Regions from separate parts of the Homo sapiens genome. Here region 1 is linked to region 2. The links are chromatin loops, found by intact Hi-C in ENCODE. Cell type or tissue: mammary epithelial cell. All regions are shown on one strand. Links, peaks and the distances in the headings refer to the core of each region. The heading gives the core; the rest is flanking DNA.

Region 1 (8,330 bases), core at 178-8,177, 100 kb after region 2:
GAGGTTGCAGTGAGCCGATATGGCGCCACTGCACTCTAGCCTGGATGACAGAGTGAGACTCCATCTCAAAAAATAAATAAATAAAAATAATAATAAATAAATAAATGGATATTTTCAAAGTAAAAAGTAGATACACAGCAGCAAATTTGAGATACTTAGCACAGTGAACCAGTTCTGCTAGGTTTTTGTTTGTTTTGTTTTGAGATGGAGTCTCACTCCGTTGCCTGGGCTGGAGTGTGGTGGCGCGATCTTGGCTCACTGCAACCTCCGCCTTCTGGGTTCAAGCGATTCTCTTGCCTCAGCCTCCCGAGTAGCTGGAATTACAGGCATGTGCCACCACGCCCAGCTAATTTTGTATTTTTAGTAGAGATGGGGTTTCACTATGTTGGTCAGGCTTTTTTTGAACTCCTGATCTCAAGTGATCCACCTGCCTCTGCCTCCCGAAGTGCTTGGATTATAGGTATGAGCCACTGCACCCAGCTGCTACTTTCAACTTATCAGAGAAGTCTGGCTTCTCCTAACTGTTGGGTTCTTGATCCCCTGATCAGTCCCACCCCAACAACCCCTTCCTTGGTCCCTGAAGAAGCATGGCTAGTTTTCCAGGCGCAGTTCCTGGTTCAGGACAATGCACTTCTGCAGACAGCTCTCAGAGCCCCCAAAGCAGCTGCTGAGCCTCCCTGCTTCCCACACCCAGAAATCTCTTTCCGTGGGTCTTGCCAGAAGGCCTGGGGTTCCTGAAGCCCCGCCTACCTTAAGGCTGCCTCACTGGAGAGGTACTTCACAAGGGGCCGAGGCCTTCCTGATTGGCATAAGAGCCATTTTTAAATTTTTTGGCCACGGTTAACTAAATGTTCCTGACTTAGCTGTCAAACTTGAATCAGCCTCTTCGCGGGAAGGCCTGAGGGCATGTTAGCCAGCCCCAGTGTTAACACAGCATGAAGCTGTACCCTAGAAAAAAAGGAGGAAGGTGATGGCCCTACCTAGAGAAGAATTCTCTTTTACAACTGCAGTTTTAAAGACAGAATTGGCAAGCCAGAAAGAAAGGAGAATAATTCTTACTGAGCACCTTCTCTGCATACTCTGCATTCATACATATTTTTTTAATTCTCATAACAACCTAAATGCTTGTATTATTTTCCCCAGGCCTGCCTGTAACATCTGTGGGGCCAGGATGAGGTCCACATACCATATGCCTCAATTTTTCAAAGTTAAAAATTACGCTAATAAGCTATTAACTAAAAGATGCGCTAACCTCCTAACTTGACACATGTCTTCTTAATGACCTGGAAGGCCAAGTTCACATTTAGAATTCTTAAGCTCATCAGTGTTCTGTGCTGAACTGTAGCCAGGCAGGGAGAGCTGCCCCCTTCTCTTCTCAACCCTGACTCTGTCTTGAACCACCACGAGGACACACCTGTGTGGAAGTAGGATGCTCCAGCTCTGTCCACCTCCATTCTGATCACCCCCTTCCCATCAGCTGCCTTTGACTTCCTTTGGGGCCTAGGAAGGGCCATGTAGTCCAACCTCAAGGGGAAAGATCTGGGGAGTAACCTTCAGAGAACCCAGAAGTGGGCTCAGCCTCATTTGGACAGGGAATTTCAGGGTCCTGGCTCTTGTAATGTGGTCTAGAAATGGGAGCGATTGGGCCAGGTGCAGTGGCTCACGCCTATAATCCTAGCACTTTGGGAGGCCAAGGTGGGTGGATCACCTGAGGTCAGGAATTCAAGACCAGCCTGGCCAACATGGTGAAACCCCATCTCTACTAAAAATACAAAAAATTAGCCAAGTGTGGTGGCGGGCACCTGTAATCCCAGCTACTCAGGAGGCTGAGGCAGAAGAATCGCTTGAACCCGGGAGGCGGAGGTTGCAGTGAGCCAAGATAGCACTACTGCACTCCAGCTTGGGCAACAAGAGCAAAACTCCATCTTGAAAAGAAAAGAAGAAAGGGAAGCAATTGTTCTAAGAGGCAGGTCCCTTTGGCCCCATGAAACCCCTGCCCAGCAGGGTGAGTATAGGCAAAAGAACACTGGAATAGGGCCTTATAGTTGATGGGTTGATGAGGGTTGATGACAGCAGGGGCCCCTGTTGCCTTAGCTTAAAGGTTTTACTGACTTCATTTCCTGCGCAAATGAGCTAATCAAACAGCGTTGCCGGGAGAGGCCAATCCTTGGGACAATGAACCCAGGGAGAAGAGGCAAAGTCCTTAATCCAAGGAGAACAGCTGGTGGCATGTTAATCCATGGGTGATGCAGGGTTGACACACCAGTACTGCACATTCTCAGGTCACTTGCTGAGTTCATGGATGTGAAACGGAATGCTCAGATGCCAAACATCTCATGACCATCACATAGCCAGTCAGCGACAGAGCTAGGCTGTGAACTCGTATCTGTCTCATTCCAAGATCCCTGCTCTTTCTATATTCCGTATTACTCCATGAAAAACCATAGAGGAGGGTGGCTGAGGTTGAAAAGAAAAGAGGATGCAGAAATTAGAGGGCTGAGTCTTCAGGATTTGATGAATCTTAGCTTTCCTGACTACAACACAAACCAAAGTCCAGTCCAAGGGGCTCCTGAATATCAGTTGGACACCCAGATAAGCTCCTGACTGATTGCCACCCTCTAGCCCCCGTAGGCCATACTCCTGCACTTAAAATGCAAGATTCTTGTCTGTAATCCCAGCACTTTGGGAGGCTGACATGGGAGGATAGCTTGAGCCTAAGAGTTTGAGAACCAGCCTAGGCAACATAGTGAGAGGCTGTCTCTTAAAAAAAAAAGAAAAAAAAAAACTTCCACGATTCTCCCCTCAAGTCTCACTCTGTTTCCCAGGTTGGAGTGCAGTGGCCTGGTCTCGGCTCACTGCAGCCTCTGCCTCCCAGGTTCAAGGGGTTCTTGTGCCCCAGCCTCCCAAGTACCTGGGATTACAGGTGCCCACCACTACGCCCGGCTAATTTTTGTAAATTTTTAGTAGAGATGGGGTTTTGCCATGTTGGCCAGGCTGGCCTCGAACTCCTGACCTCAAGTAATCAGCCTGCCTTGGCCTCCTAAAGTGCTGAGATTACAGGTGTGAGCCACGCGCCCAGCCCCTTAGATGCATATCTCATTGTCCCAAACTTCTCCACCTGCTAACTTTAAGATTTCGCTTTGATGAACTCTGACTTTTCCTCTCATTCCGCCGAGCCATTCTGCCTGCTCAGTGAAAAAAGGTGGCCTTGGGTTTGCCAACCAATGACACTTTCCTCAGGCAAGGGTAACTCACAGAGTACAAGTGACACAAGATTTTTTTCTTCTTAAATTTAACTACTAAAATTATAACTTATTTATAGATCTCTAATTGGCTTTGTAAATGAAGGCCAGAATGCATCATAAAGCAAGATTCAAAGAAAGAGAACACCTAAGTACAGATTGGAAATATGGCCATTAAATTTATATGCCTATCGAGGCTGGATGCGGTGGCTCATGCCTGTAATCCCAACACTTTGGGAGGCTGAGGTGGGTGGATCACTTGAGGTCAGGAGTTTGAGACCCACCCGGCCAACATGGCAAAAACCCATCTTTATTAAAAATACAAAAATTAGCTGGGTGTGGTGGTGCATGCCTGTGGTCCCAGCTACTCGGCAGGCCAAGGCACAAGAATCACTTGAACCCGGGAGGCATAGGCTGCAGTGAGCCAAGATTGTGCCACTGCACTCCAGCCTGGGCGACAGAGCAAGAATCTGTCTCAAAAAATAAAATAAAAATGAAAATAAATAAATAAATAAAATGTATATACCTATTGAGGTATTAAAAGTCTTGGCCTTCTTTCATTATCCTTTTAAGACCAGTGGTTCTCAATCTGGACTCACGTTGAAATCACCTGGAGAGTTTTAAGGGACACTAAAGTCTGGGTCCCAACCCCAGAGATTTTGTTGTGATTGCTCTGGGTGTGAGGACTTTAAAAAATTCCCCAAGTAATTTTTTTTTGCACAACTAAGATTGTGCATGGGTTTGAAGGGCAAGTCTTGCAGGTCTCACAGTAACTATCTGAGTTGCTTTTAGTATTTGAAAGTATGGACCTTGAGCCTGCCGAGACCCAGTATTTCCAAAGCTTCCCAACTTTGTTAACTGTGAAACGTCATTGACTTCCAGGGTCATAGGCATACTCTCCATACGGTCTAAGTTCTTCCTGCAATTATGGCTTTAAGGAAAGAGGGTCTTAATTTGTCTCCTGCATAAATGAGCAAGTCAAGTGTGGTGGGCCAGGAGGGGCCAATGCCTGGGAAGATAGATCCAGGGGGAAGAGGCAGAATGCTTATCCCAAGGGGAACAGCTTGTGCCATCTTCATCCTTGAGGGTTCTTGGGTCACTTGCTGAGGGGTTTTTCCCTCTCTTTTCAGCTGCATTTATCCAGCTACTATGGGCTGCTCGGGCTCTGGCAGGATCTCCCTGTGTCAGAGTCTTCTACAGTAAGAACCCTCTCAAAAGGTGTGGAAGGGGAAACAGAAGAGGAGCTAAAGGCTCAGGAGCTCAGGTCCCTGCCCCCACCTCGTCCTCCTCAGCACAGCCCCGATCACGTGGGTTGCCACCCACTCATTTGTTGGTGACTCTGAACCTTGGTTAGGGACAATTACCCACCACAGTCTCTCAAGCAGCTGCTTAGAACTTGCCCAGCGAGTTCTGCAGCAAGGTCTGGCCTGCTGAACTCACCCCAGGACTGTGGCTCCCTGAGGCTGGAGCGGAGCCTTTTTTCAGAAGCCTCTCAGATCGACTTTCTTTATAAGCTGAATGTGGCCTTTGCGGTCACCCTCTTGGTCATCCACAGATCTAAAGATTCCTGACCACACTTGTTGTCAGCCGAAATAACAAACCAAGCTCTCTCCCGACCCACGATGGAACCAGGCCTGGGAAGAGAATGCCCACATTGTTTTATTGTGAGATCAGGCATAGCTTTCCCAGTGGTAAAGGGAAACCCTCAAATGCCTTTAATACTTCTGCCAGTCCTGGCAGGTTATTTTCATTCTTCACCAGGGCACAGAAAACGATTGTTTCAGGGAACTCTCAAGCTCCCTCTAGTGTTTTCAATATATTGGGCATTACCTGAGCATCAACATTTTGAGGGACCTAAGGAAATAATCAGATGTTTGGACTAAGACTTATGAATGGAGATCATCATACCAGTGATATTTATTTATTTATTTATTTATTGAGACGGAGTCTCGCTCTGTCACCCAGGCTGGAGTGCAGTGGCATGGTCTCGGCTCACTGCAACCTCCGCCTCCTGGGTTCAAGCGATTCTCCTGTCTCAGCCTCCTGAGCAGCTAGGATTACAGGCGCGCACCACCACGCCCTGCTAATTTTTGTATTTTTAGCAGAGACGGGGTTTCACCATGTTGGTCAGGCTGGTCTTGAACTCCTGACCTCGTGATCTGCCCACCTCAGCCCCCCAAAGTGCTGGGATTACAGGCGTGAGCCACCGCGCCTGGCCCAGTGATATTTATTATGATAGTAAAAAATATAAGTAACCCAAATAGGGAAGTGGAAAAATAATCATGATACAGTATGGCATACCACTTTGAAACACTGATGTTTATGAAGACTTTTTAATGACATGGGAAAATGTTCATGACGTTATCGTGTTAATGAAATTGTACGTACATTGAGATATACACAATGTAAAGAAGTATGTAATATGTGCACAGAAAAATGTTGGAAAGAAATGTCCCCAACTGTCAGCTATTTCTAGGGGTGGGATTATAGGTCATTTAAATTTTCTTCTTGAGTCTATATCTGAAAGTCCCACACTGAGTTTGTAGAAAAATATAATTAGGATACAGGAATTTACAATCTGGAAAAAGTTATTCTATCAGTCGGGGCCTCAATAGGAAACAGGTGGTACACTAACATCAAAACGGTTTGAGGATGGTTCGTTGATAAGGGGATTAATTTCAAAAGTGTGGGAGTGTGGGGAAATCACAAGGGATGCTGCAGGGTCTTTCGTATAGAGCTACAGAGCTGTTACCATTGCTAGGAGAAAGAGAAGAGGCAAGGAAGGAGTTCACAGAACCTAGAAGGAGAAAGAGACACACAGCTGGCCACAGTAAGAGGAGCAATGACTTTCGGTTGGGGGAAGACCCAACCAAAGGTGACCTCATAGTGTCTGTCACTTGCCTCCCTCCTCTGATCTCCTGGGGATCCCTGCTAGACAGAATCAGCTGAAGCCAGCAGGCAGGAAGATCATGATGCAATCCATACAGACCCATATCATGAGGCTCAGAGCAGAGTACAAAAGGGTAGAGAGTGATTTAGGGCTAGGAGGTGTTCATATGAAAGATATCAAGCAGAGATATTTTTGATGTTGTTTTGTCTTTAGAAACAGGGTCTCGCTATGTTGCCCAGGCTGGACTTGAATTCCTGGGCTCAAGTGATCCTCCTGCCCCAGCCTCCCAAATAGCTGGGATTATAGGTGTATGCCACTATGCTCAACCCAACAGAGTTTTAAAAAGAATTTGTAAAAGCTTGAAGAATTTATTAAGTGAAAGTCAGAATGGACTTTAGGGTAGTTTTCTAGACCAACCATGGCTTTCATTTTGCAACATACCTTGATCAAGTCCTGGGAAGATGACCACTGGACTTTCGCAGGGGCAACCTTAGACATGGGCAGCCCTTTGCTCCTGAAAAATACCAACTCTCTTTGAACCGAAATGATTATTAGAGAGCTGTATGTGAAGAAGCAGAATGATGTAATGGGAAAAGTGCAGAGATAGAACACCTGGATCAAATCCATGCCACTTGGGCAATTTATTTGTCTTGGTCTCTTTTCTCACGTGTGAAATAGGTGTAATGAAATTTATGACAGATTTGTTGTGAGGATCAAGAGAGATTATATATGTGAAGGAACTCGATATAATATCCCACACATGGGAAGCACTCAGTGGATGTTGAATGTGAACCTGAAATCTGTCTCTTGGAAACTTCTTACTACTGGTCCCATAGTGACCCAGAGCACATCCTCTGTCTTCCTCACGCTGGTCCTTCAAATGTTTGAAGATAACAGGAATGTCCTCCTGAGTATCCTCTCCTTCAAGCTAAGTGTTTCTAGTTCCTTTGATCATTTTGGTTTTTTAAACACTGATCCTGTTCCAGGCCGTACAAGGTCGTTCATGCCTGAAATCCCAGCACTTTGGGAGGCTAAGGCGGGAGGGTTGCTTGAGCCCAGGAATTGGAGACCAGCCTGGGCAACACGGTGAGACCCTGTCTGTACAATTTTTTTTTTAATTAGCTGGGAATGTTGGCATGCACCTGTGGTCCCAGCTACTTAGGAGGCTGAGGAAGGAGGATTGCTTGAGCCCAGTAGGTCGAGGCTGCTGAGAGCTGTGTTGGTGCTACTGCACTCCAGCCTGGGTGACGGAACGAGACCCTGTCTCAAAAACAAAACAAAACAAAACAAAACAGGGAGAGGACTTGTTTTTAGATGACCCATGATCCCAGCCAGATGGATTTCTATAGAAGAGGCATCTGACCAAAGCTGTGCAATTAAATGTCTGCCTGGGGAGTTCTGAAACTGGAAGGAAGCAAATCAAACCCTCTTTCCTGGTAGGAGCTGAGCAAGGTGTGGATGAGAGGAGCAGAGAAATGGGTGAAGAGGGACTGCTGCAGCATTCAGGCATCTGGTGGCAGTTGCTCCAAAAGCTCAGGATAGCATGGCCTTTCCAGTGGATTGTCATTCAGTCCTTCTTGGATTCTGCGAACCAATAAAGTCCCATTGTCTAAACCAGTTCCTGGGTTTCTGAGACTTTCAAATAAAAGAATTGCATTGGCCACAGCATTGGCCAGATTTAAAAGCCTAGAGCATGGGCTCTGGAGTCCAAGACACCTGAGTTTGAATCTTATAGCAACCATTTCCTAGTTGTGTAATCTTTAGCAAGTTTCACAACTACTCTGAATCCATTTTCTTTTTTTTTTTTTTTCCTAATTAGAAAAAAATTTTTTATAGAGATGGGGTCTTTCTATGTTGCCCAGGCTGGTCTCAAACTCCTGGCCTCAAGCGATCCTCCTGCCTCCACCTGCCAAAGCTCTGGGATTACAGGTGTCGGCCACCATGCCCCACCTGAACCCATTTCCTTTACCTGCCAAGTGGGAACAGAATTACATACTTTACCACTTTATTAAAAGGAGCAAGAAAGGATAATATATATATAGTTCTGTACCTGGCATGCAGTAGACTCCTCTCACTGATGATAGCAAAGTAATTTATCTGTATTATTCCTGAGTTTTCAGTCAATTCAGACATTCACATAAGCTCTCACAAAATGTTTCCCCACCCTGAACTCGCATTGACTTTTCGAGCCTAATTGT
Region 2 (8,330 bases), core at 276-8,275:
GATAAAATTAGTTTGAATGTATGTCCTCAACCTAAACAAAATGAAATGTTAACAAATTGCAGAATTTTAGAGTTGGAAAGGACCTTGGAGATCACTTAGTCCAACCCTCTCTTTTCAGATGGGGAAAATGAGGTCAATGAAGGGGAAATGACTCGTCCAGGCCACACTAGGGAAACTGGACCCTAGCAATCTCAACTTCTACGACAGGAATATATGCTGAGCAATCTTCCCAAGCTCTTCTGGTTTTATTTGCTCCCATTAATTAAATAACAAAGAACATCAGGAACATAGTAAAATGATAAACATAGACTTTGACTCCAATTTTAAAATCAGAACATCAATATGATTCCTGAGCCTTTACCTTCATTTTAATGAGAATGCAGTCAACAGTAAATTATGACAAGCTATAGTGGTTTTATCTTCAAATATTTACATGGACACCAAAAACACCTTTCAGGACTACTCCTTAAAGACACTCGTCCAAACACATCCATCCATCTGAGGCCAAGACACTTTTCATGGAATGCAATGAAACTATGAAGGTGAATGGAAGAGAGATGCTTCAGTCTCTCAAAGTGCAGTCATGAGTTTATCTCGATACATCATACTTTGCATCCCTCCTAAGTTCTTCTGGTTCTGGTCGTGGACATAATCAAAATGGCTGTCATCTCCACTGGCCGATGCTTTCCAATGCGACCTGTCATCCTGAAAGGATGGCCTGTTTTGTTTGCAGAGCGAATGGTTAGTGGGAGAATGGAAGAAAATGCAGAAATGTAAGTGAAACAACACAAGCACAAAGGAAATGGGGCAGGGGGAACCATGAGCCATGTGAATGGGGATGGCTATGAATGGAAATGAATGGATTTCCTAGTAAGAATTTTAAAAATTCAGATGCAGATCACCTATGAACTTCCAAGCAGAGCAAGGGTCTGTCTATGGTCAAGTCATCATTTCTCAAAGGGTGTCTCATGGGTCAAGTCCGTCTGGAGAAAGCTAAGTGAAGGTGGAAAATGTTCCATTACTACAGGGCTGCTTGGAGGCATGCCAGCATGCACCATGAATGCCTCAGGCAGCATTTGCCAAAAGTGTTGGACTAACAAACTCTGTTTTCATGGGGTATCTTTGTAGAGCTTGAAAATACACAAAATGTTGGGCCCCACCCCATAGATTCTGATCCAGTAGGTCTGGGGTGGGGCTGAGAATTTGCATTAAACAAGCTTCCAGATGACACTAAAGCTGCCAACAGCAGGCCCACCCCAGAGAGGCACTGTTTACGGCTTTCCTCAGAAGGCCTGCTTCTAGGCCATGCCTCAGAAGGAAACTAACATGATAAAACAGGCAATGATAAGCACAAACTTTTGTAAAAACAATGTTAATTAAAATAGCGTTTCTAGAAATCTCTTCTGTTTCTTACGTCTGAAGAATAAAGCACCTTTGAAATACAGTAAGATTTAGAATTATTACTCCACTAACCTAATCTGCTTTAAAAAGTTAAGTGACTACCAAGTGTTTATAAACAATCACGCTTTGGGGTTACAAAATTCCCCAACAAACTTTTTTTTGGCCTTGCTCTAAGTGGGTTTATTTCCAGCATTTTATTCTCCATACTTTCTCAGAGAAAGGCTAGCAACCTCACCTTTATGCAAACTGAACTTGCCAACTATGTTTCTGAAATAGCTTCACACATAAACACCAATTAAGACTGATCTAAAATTCAAATCTTAAAAGGAACATTTGCTTTCACAAAGCTAGCCTTAAAAAAAAAAAAAAAAAAACAAAAAACCTGTCAAGCCTAACTATAAACACAGTCCAGCAGATGCCAGTTGGCTTAGAAAGGATTATGGTAGGTTGGGGCCAAGGTTGGTAAATGGCAGCCCTCGGCCCAATCCCACTGTTTTTCTAAATCAGTTTCATTGAAGCACAGCCATAGCCTCTCATTTATGGATTGTCTAGGGCTGTTTTCAAAGTACAATGGCAGAGTTAAGGAGTTGTGACAGCGACCACAAAGCAGAATATATTGACTGTCTGATCCTTTACAGAAAAAGTTTATTGACCCCTCAGTTTAGGGAAAAAATATCTATTGCCACAAAAAGCAAACTCATTCCCCCAGCCCACCCCCGCAAAAAAAAAAAAAAAAAAAAAAATCCTTAAAAAAAAAAAAACCCCATGACAACAAAATCCCCAAGCTTTCATCACATTTAAAGTAAACAAATTCTCAGGACAGAAAAATGTTACTTAGAAATTTTCAGTAACATCTTGAACACAAAACTAAAAACCAAGAATATATGAGATCAGAATGATTTTAAAAAATCAATTCATTTTTTATTTCACAAAGCATACCTTTGATACATCCACACACATCACTGGCTACCTTTGCTTTGAAAATTTATTCATCTCGGCCATGACAATGCATCCCTTAAGGGTTATTTCTGATGCAGACTTTCTACTCCTAACTAAGCAGAATCTGAACTTTTCTAGAGAAAGGAAAGCTTTCGAAGGTGCAGCTCTGGAAGCACCAGCACTTACCTGACATTTGGAGAGTGAGGATGCCACCGGGGCTGGCTGGGATGGATATTAGGATGATATTGAGGCTAGAAATAAAACACCAAACTTGATTATTTGATGACCTTTTAATTTCAATGGTCCTCATTCGCTTTGTCTGTTCCTGGCATCCACCCGAGGGGCTGGGGGACTAAGAATGGAAAGGCTATAGACCCTGGCTAGGGGGTGGATGTTTCCCAGGACGATCACGTTTCCCCCTCTGACAAAGGCTGGGGGCTGGCACCCAGTGCCGGTTCTTGCCCTCTCCAGAGGCGGCTCCCTGTGAAGGGGCTGGGAAGCTGCCCTTAGAAGGTGACAACACCGGCCTTGAAGGGGGTCGTCCGGAGTACCAGAGACAAGCTGTATTCATCTTCCCAAGGGAAGAGGCGGAAGGTGTCAGAGAGATGGGGAGAGTGGGAGGCAACTTCTCTCTTCAGAAACAATTTTTGTCATTGCTGAAAATGACAATGACCATGTGGAACAGTTACATCTGCACACAGACAAGGACTGGACAGGGATGCTAAGTGAAGCAGCAGGGCCGTGGGTGAAGGTTTTTTCTTTCTCTCTGGTTTATGCAATAAAAATAATCTTCTAAAATGCAATCCAAAACAAAATACCAAAACAAACAAAACCATCCAGAGCGCTTATCATCCTGATAAAACAGGAGGGAGGGAGAGAGTTTGAGAAGAAGGGATGAGGGGAGGGAGGGAAGGAAGGCAGGTAGGGAAAGAGAGAAGAAAGAAAAAGAAGGGAAGGGAAGGAAGAAAGAGAAAGAAGAGAAGGAAGGAGGTTGAAGGTTGTCTTTTTTTTTTTTTTTTTTTTTTTTTTTTTTTTACAGAGTCTCACTCTGTCACCCAGGCTGGAGTGCAATGGCAGTATCTTGGCAACCTCTACCTCCTGGGTTCAAGCGATTCTCCTGCCTCAGTCTCCTGGGTAGCTGGGATTACAGGCACGTGCCACCACACCCCGCTAATTTTGAAGGAAGTTGTCCATTTTAAGAAGAGAACACAGACCCTGTACTCACAAACGGACTGAGGTGCAGCCCTAGCCGGCTAGGTAGCAGCCTGCCTTTCCACTTCTGGCCTGCAGAGGGCAGTGGTCCTAGACATCAGCAGAAGTCAGGGGCTTCTCAAGGCTCAATCTCCTAAGGGGCAAATTAGGCCCTCCTGACATTTAAGTCACTACAGTCTTGCCACTGTTACTCTTTTAATTATTTCTTCCCCTCCTTCTCAGGATACTTTGCTTAGTAAGCAGTGGCCTGCTCTCTGGCACAGAGAATCTCAGCAGTTCTGTTCGTTCCATTTTCATGGACCTGAGATGCCCTCCCTGCCTGTTCTGTATTCAAGCAGCCTTTCCTTTCTCCTTCAAAGACGCCTGTCAGCAAGCAGACTCTGCAGCCCCCGGAAGGACATGCTGCAGGAAAAGGAATCTGGAGAAAATACCTCAGTAGCAGGATCTGGGAGCTGACCAGGGCTTTAGCATCTCCCTGCTGCAATCTCTGCATATTTCTCCTTTAGGGGCTACAGAAACCCACAGAGTTTAGATGATTTGCCCAGAGTCTAACTGTTCCAGGTGTTTTGATCACATAGACAGGCCCAGAATGAGGTTCCATTCATTGGCTGTTCAACAATAGAGAAAGGCTGACCTAGAACTGGACCCTCTATGTTTTCCTCTGGCTTTAAACACAACCAAATCAGATTCATCAGAGAGAGAGGTGGGAACCTTAGCCACAGACCTGGAAAAAGATTTTGGAAACTTCCTTGGTCTCCTCTGGCAATTTATTCACATTCTCAACTGTCAAGGAGTATTTTAGTGTTAACCCAGCTGGTTCTCAACTGGTACACTCATATCCCTTGGAGGACAATGGGAAATGACTGTGTGCATGTTTGCTTGTCATAGTAAGAGAGAAAAGGGAAGCTAATCATCCTGCAATTCCAGGGACAGTCCCAAACAATGAAGAACTCTCCCTCCCCAAATGCCAACAGCGTCCTCATTGAGAACACAGAGATCCATCCTTTGCAGCTGGCTGACCTTGCAGTGCTTGAAATAAGATAAATGCTGCAACACCATCCTCTCAAATACCCTTCACGGTATTCACATGCCAATCAGGCCACTTCTCAGGACGTTCTCTTCCCGGTCAATTTATTCCCAACCCTTGATAGAACACAAGACCTCTAAGATTGGCAAGGTCCAAAGGACCCGTGGTTGCCAATGATGTTGCGATAACAATGCCTAGATGAGTTTCAGTAGATCTGATTTCAACAATCGCCTCATGTTCACTCTAAGCAGAAAACGCACAGTGAGAACACACTACAGGCTATGCGGAGAGGGCACAGGCAGTGCTCAGCTGCTTTGCTTTTCTAAAATTTTTCTCTCCTTCAAGCACTGATCACCTATCAATTACCTGTCTCTACAACTTTTCAGTTACTCACACCTGAAAACCCCTTAACAAAAAACAATCAGTGAATAACAAGATTCAAGAACCCTGGCCGGGCACGGTGGCTCACACCTGTAAACCCAGCACTTTGGGAGGCTGAGGCGAGCAGATCACTTGAGGTCAGGAGTTTGAGACCAGCGTGGCCAACATGGTGAAACTTTGTCTCTATTAAAAATGTAAAAATTAGCCGGGCGTGGTGGCATACACCTATAACCCCAGATACTTGGGAGGCTGAGGCAAGAGAATCACTTGAACCCAGGATTATTTAAAAATAGAGATGGGGTCTCACTATGTTGCCCAGACCGGTCTTGAATTCTTGGGCTCAAGTGATCCTCTTGCCTTGGCTTCCCAACGTGCTGGGATTACACGCATGAGCCACTGTGGCCAACTCTGAGTTGGTCTTTGAGAGATACTTTAATATACTGATAGGAAGCAAAGGAATTCCAGGCAGACAAACACGGGCAAAGAATGGTGGGAAGAAATTATGGGGCAACAATTATGCAATTCCCTGTGAGTTGAACATATGGAGCGTGATGGGAGTGGTGAGAAATAAATAGAGAAGTTGGAACCAGGTGGTACAAGGCTGTGAATGGCCAGAGAGAGAGCCACCCACAGTGGCTTAGGAAGAATGTGCTTGATCCAGGCTGAGCTGTAAACCACACCTTCCATGTTACCAGGCATGGGTGAGCTGGCAGGCGGCACAGGCCCTGGTTGGCCGTCCTGAGAAACAGCAAGACGCCAGCCATAGAAACGTACCTGTGCTCCTTCCTGCAGGCAATGGGCCTAGCACATCACCTAGCACAGTGCTTTACAAAGCAGGTTCTAGAAACCATGTATCTATTCGTGTTAATGAGTTCACCACTACCAAAAAATGGTAGGGGTTGAGGCTAGCGTTTTTTTAAAAAAGATATGAAGGGGCTGAGGCTAGTGTTTGTCTTTTTAAATAGATGAGTTCCCACTGTGTCGTCTGGGCTGAAGTGCAGTGGTATTCATGATAATAGCTCACTGCAGCCTTGAATTCCTGGGCTCAAGTGATCCTCTCGCCTTAGCTCCCCCAAATAGCTGGCACTACAGATGTACACCACCGTGCCAGCTCAAGACTAGTTTTTTTTTTTTTTTTTTTAATCAGGGGCGTGAGAGGGGAGCAATTCGCAAATAATTTGGGGAAACAATACATTTAAAAAAATAAAACATGTCTTTCTTGCAGGATTTCTCAGTACTTTTATACCTCAGTGGACACTGTAAAATCCAAGAAGGGGAATGAAAGATGTGACATTTCCCAAACATTTGACCAAAACATCCTTTCCTGGAAGCCCATCTCAAGGGACTCATGTTCCCTAGGCCTAAAACACACTTTGACCAAAAGCTGCCTCACTTGAATGCCACTAAGGGGCTGTGTGTGGCCACCCAGAAACTTAAACATATGTCCCTGATGCTTGCCAGTTGACAAGGTTAAGAAAAACAGGCAGTTCAGATGGCCAAGAAGTGGCAGGGGTCAGAAGGAAAGGGCTCTTCTCTTACCATTTTCTCAAAAAAACAAATATTGTTATTATTTTCTCAAAATCTGATTACAAATATGATGACTGCTCATTATGGAAAATTTAGAAACTTTACAAAAACCTTTTTTTAAATTTTATTTTTAAAATTTTCCTTCTTTAAAGAAAACCTTTAAAAGCAGTATCTTACCTGGTAATTATGGACTTCTGGATTTGTTTTAGAGCTAAACAAACAAACAAACAAAAAACAGAAAAAAAAAGAAAAATAGGTTGTAGAGTGGCATTATTAATGATTTATTTAACAATCATGAACTATTCCTATGTGCTACATACTCTAATAGGAACTTCCACATAATGACTTTTTTTTGGTTATTGGCTGTTTAAAATGAACATATAACAAGGAAAACCCCAGACAGCAACTTTCACTTGTCCTTTTAGAGCTCACAAACAGAAACAGTAGGAAATATTCCAGAATGCAGTCTCAATGTCATATTTTGGTGACAAAAATGAGGTCCTGTTTCAGTTGGGCAAACCAAGTAATTTTACTCCCATTTCAGGCCTGCCCTGGCATTGCTGGGAGACCTCACAGCACCGGCACCAGAAGCTCCAGTGATGCGCAGAGCCTCTTCCCACGGCAGGGGGAGGCACCGATCCCTCCTGAGCATCTCCCACTGGGTACTGTGGTGGGAGCCACATGTGGGTCCCCTTGCTATTAAAACCACTGTCAATAATCTGGCCACCACTTTGGAATGTTCTCTCCAGACAAGACTCTGTACTGGGAACTTCACATCTGTTATTATTTAATCCACACGACAAGGCTATGAGGTCAACAAATGTGACCACCTCGTTTTACAGATAAAGGAACAGTTGCCTAACAGAGAGTTGGGAAACCTGCTCAGGGTCGCCTGGCTGGTCAGTGGGAGCCAGGGCTAGAATCAACATCTGCAGAATCCTAAAGCCTGTCTTCTTTCTGCTAAACCAACTTGGCTCTTAGAGGGACTGAGAAAAGGCTCAGGGCTCCTCATCATGATCCTATTTCGATGGAATCTTTTTGTTTGTTTTAAGAGATGAGATCTCACATGTTGCCCGGGCTGGTCCTGAACTCCTGGGCTCAAGCAATCCTCCAGCCTCAACCTCCCAAAGTGTTGGGATTATAGGCATGAGCCACTGTGCTTGGCTGATGAGATCTTAAATGCTAAATATATATATATAGGCCGGGCGTGGTAGCTCACACCTGTAATCCCAGCACTTTGGGAGGCTGAGGAGGGTTGATCACGAGGTCAGGAGATCGAGACCATCCTGGCTAATACGGTGGAACCTCGTCTCTACTAAAAATACAAAAAATTAGCCGGGCGTGGTGGCGGGCACCTGTAGTCCCAGCTACTCGGGAGGCTGAGGCAGGAGAACGGCGTGAACCCGGGAGGCAGAGCTGGCAGTGAGCCGAGACTGCGCCACTGCACTCTAGCCTGGGCGACAGAGCGAGACTCCATCTCAAAAAAAAAAAAAAATATATATATATATATATGTATATATATGGACAGAGCAGGCAATCATTATTGCCAGGAGGTGTGCTTGAAATCAAGTGTTATTGCTGGCTTCTCCAACACTGAGAGGCAAACAGATCATTGTTATAAGTCTTGCTTGGGGTCTAAATGGCTCTGTGTTCTGGTTTTCAGGGAGGACCAGTACACAGAGCTAGGCTCTGAACCAGATCACCTCTGGCTGGACTTCATCAGGTAAGTTAAGCGTTCCGCAAGGTGCTATTTTTCTAGTAGTACCTCTGGAGCCCAGAGCACAATTTCATCCACGGCTCCCACAGCAATCCTACTCACCCTGGGATCCCACAGGCTGTGAAG

Evidence for each region. Peaks named below come from ENCODE experiments on the same cell type or tissue, not always from the same donor. Only the 100,000 strongest peaks of a DNase experiment are listed, where the experiment ranks them.
Region 1: a loop joins it to region 2, with 7 times the contacts of the local background. A loop is called at or near these places in 2 of 110 quality-filtered maps.

What each region holds. Positions count from the first base shown.
Region 1 is chr9:109,340,944-109,349,273 of GRCh38, forward strand. No RefSeq gene overlaps it. Among named protein-coding and RNA genes, the nearest start is that of EPB41L4B, 24 kb to the left of the region's middle. In mammary epithelial cell, for the core only: a CTCF peak has its summit at 5,051 (motif pointing left); a DNase peak (open chromatin) is centred at 4,868; H3K27ac peaks cover 727 bases; H3K27me3 peaks cover 374 bases.
Region 2 is chr9:109,241,092-109,249,421 of GRCh38, forward strand. It overlaps EPB41L4B (erythrocyte membrane protein band 4.1 like 4B), which reads right to left. Exons shown (of 26, transcript NM_019114.5): 14 at 6,665-6,698; 15 at 2,527-2,591. Among named protein-coding and RNA genes, the nearest start is that of EPB41L4B, 76 kb to the right of the region's middle. In mammary epithelial cell, for the core only: a CTCF peak has its summit at 3,627 (motif pointing right); no DNase peak of the experiment used is centred there.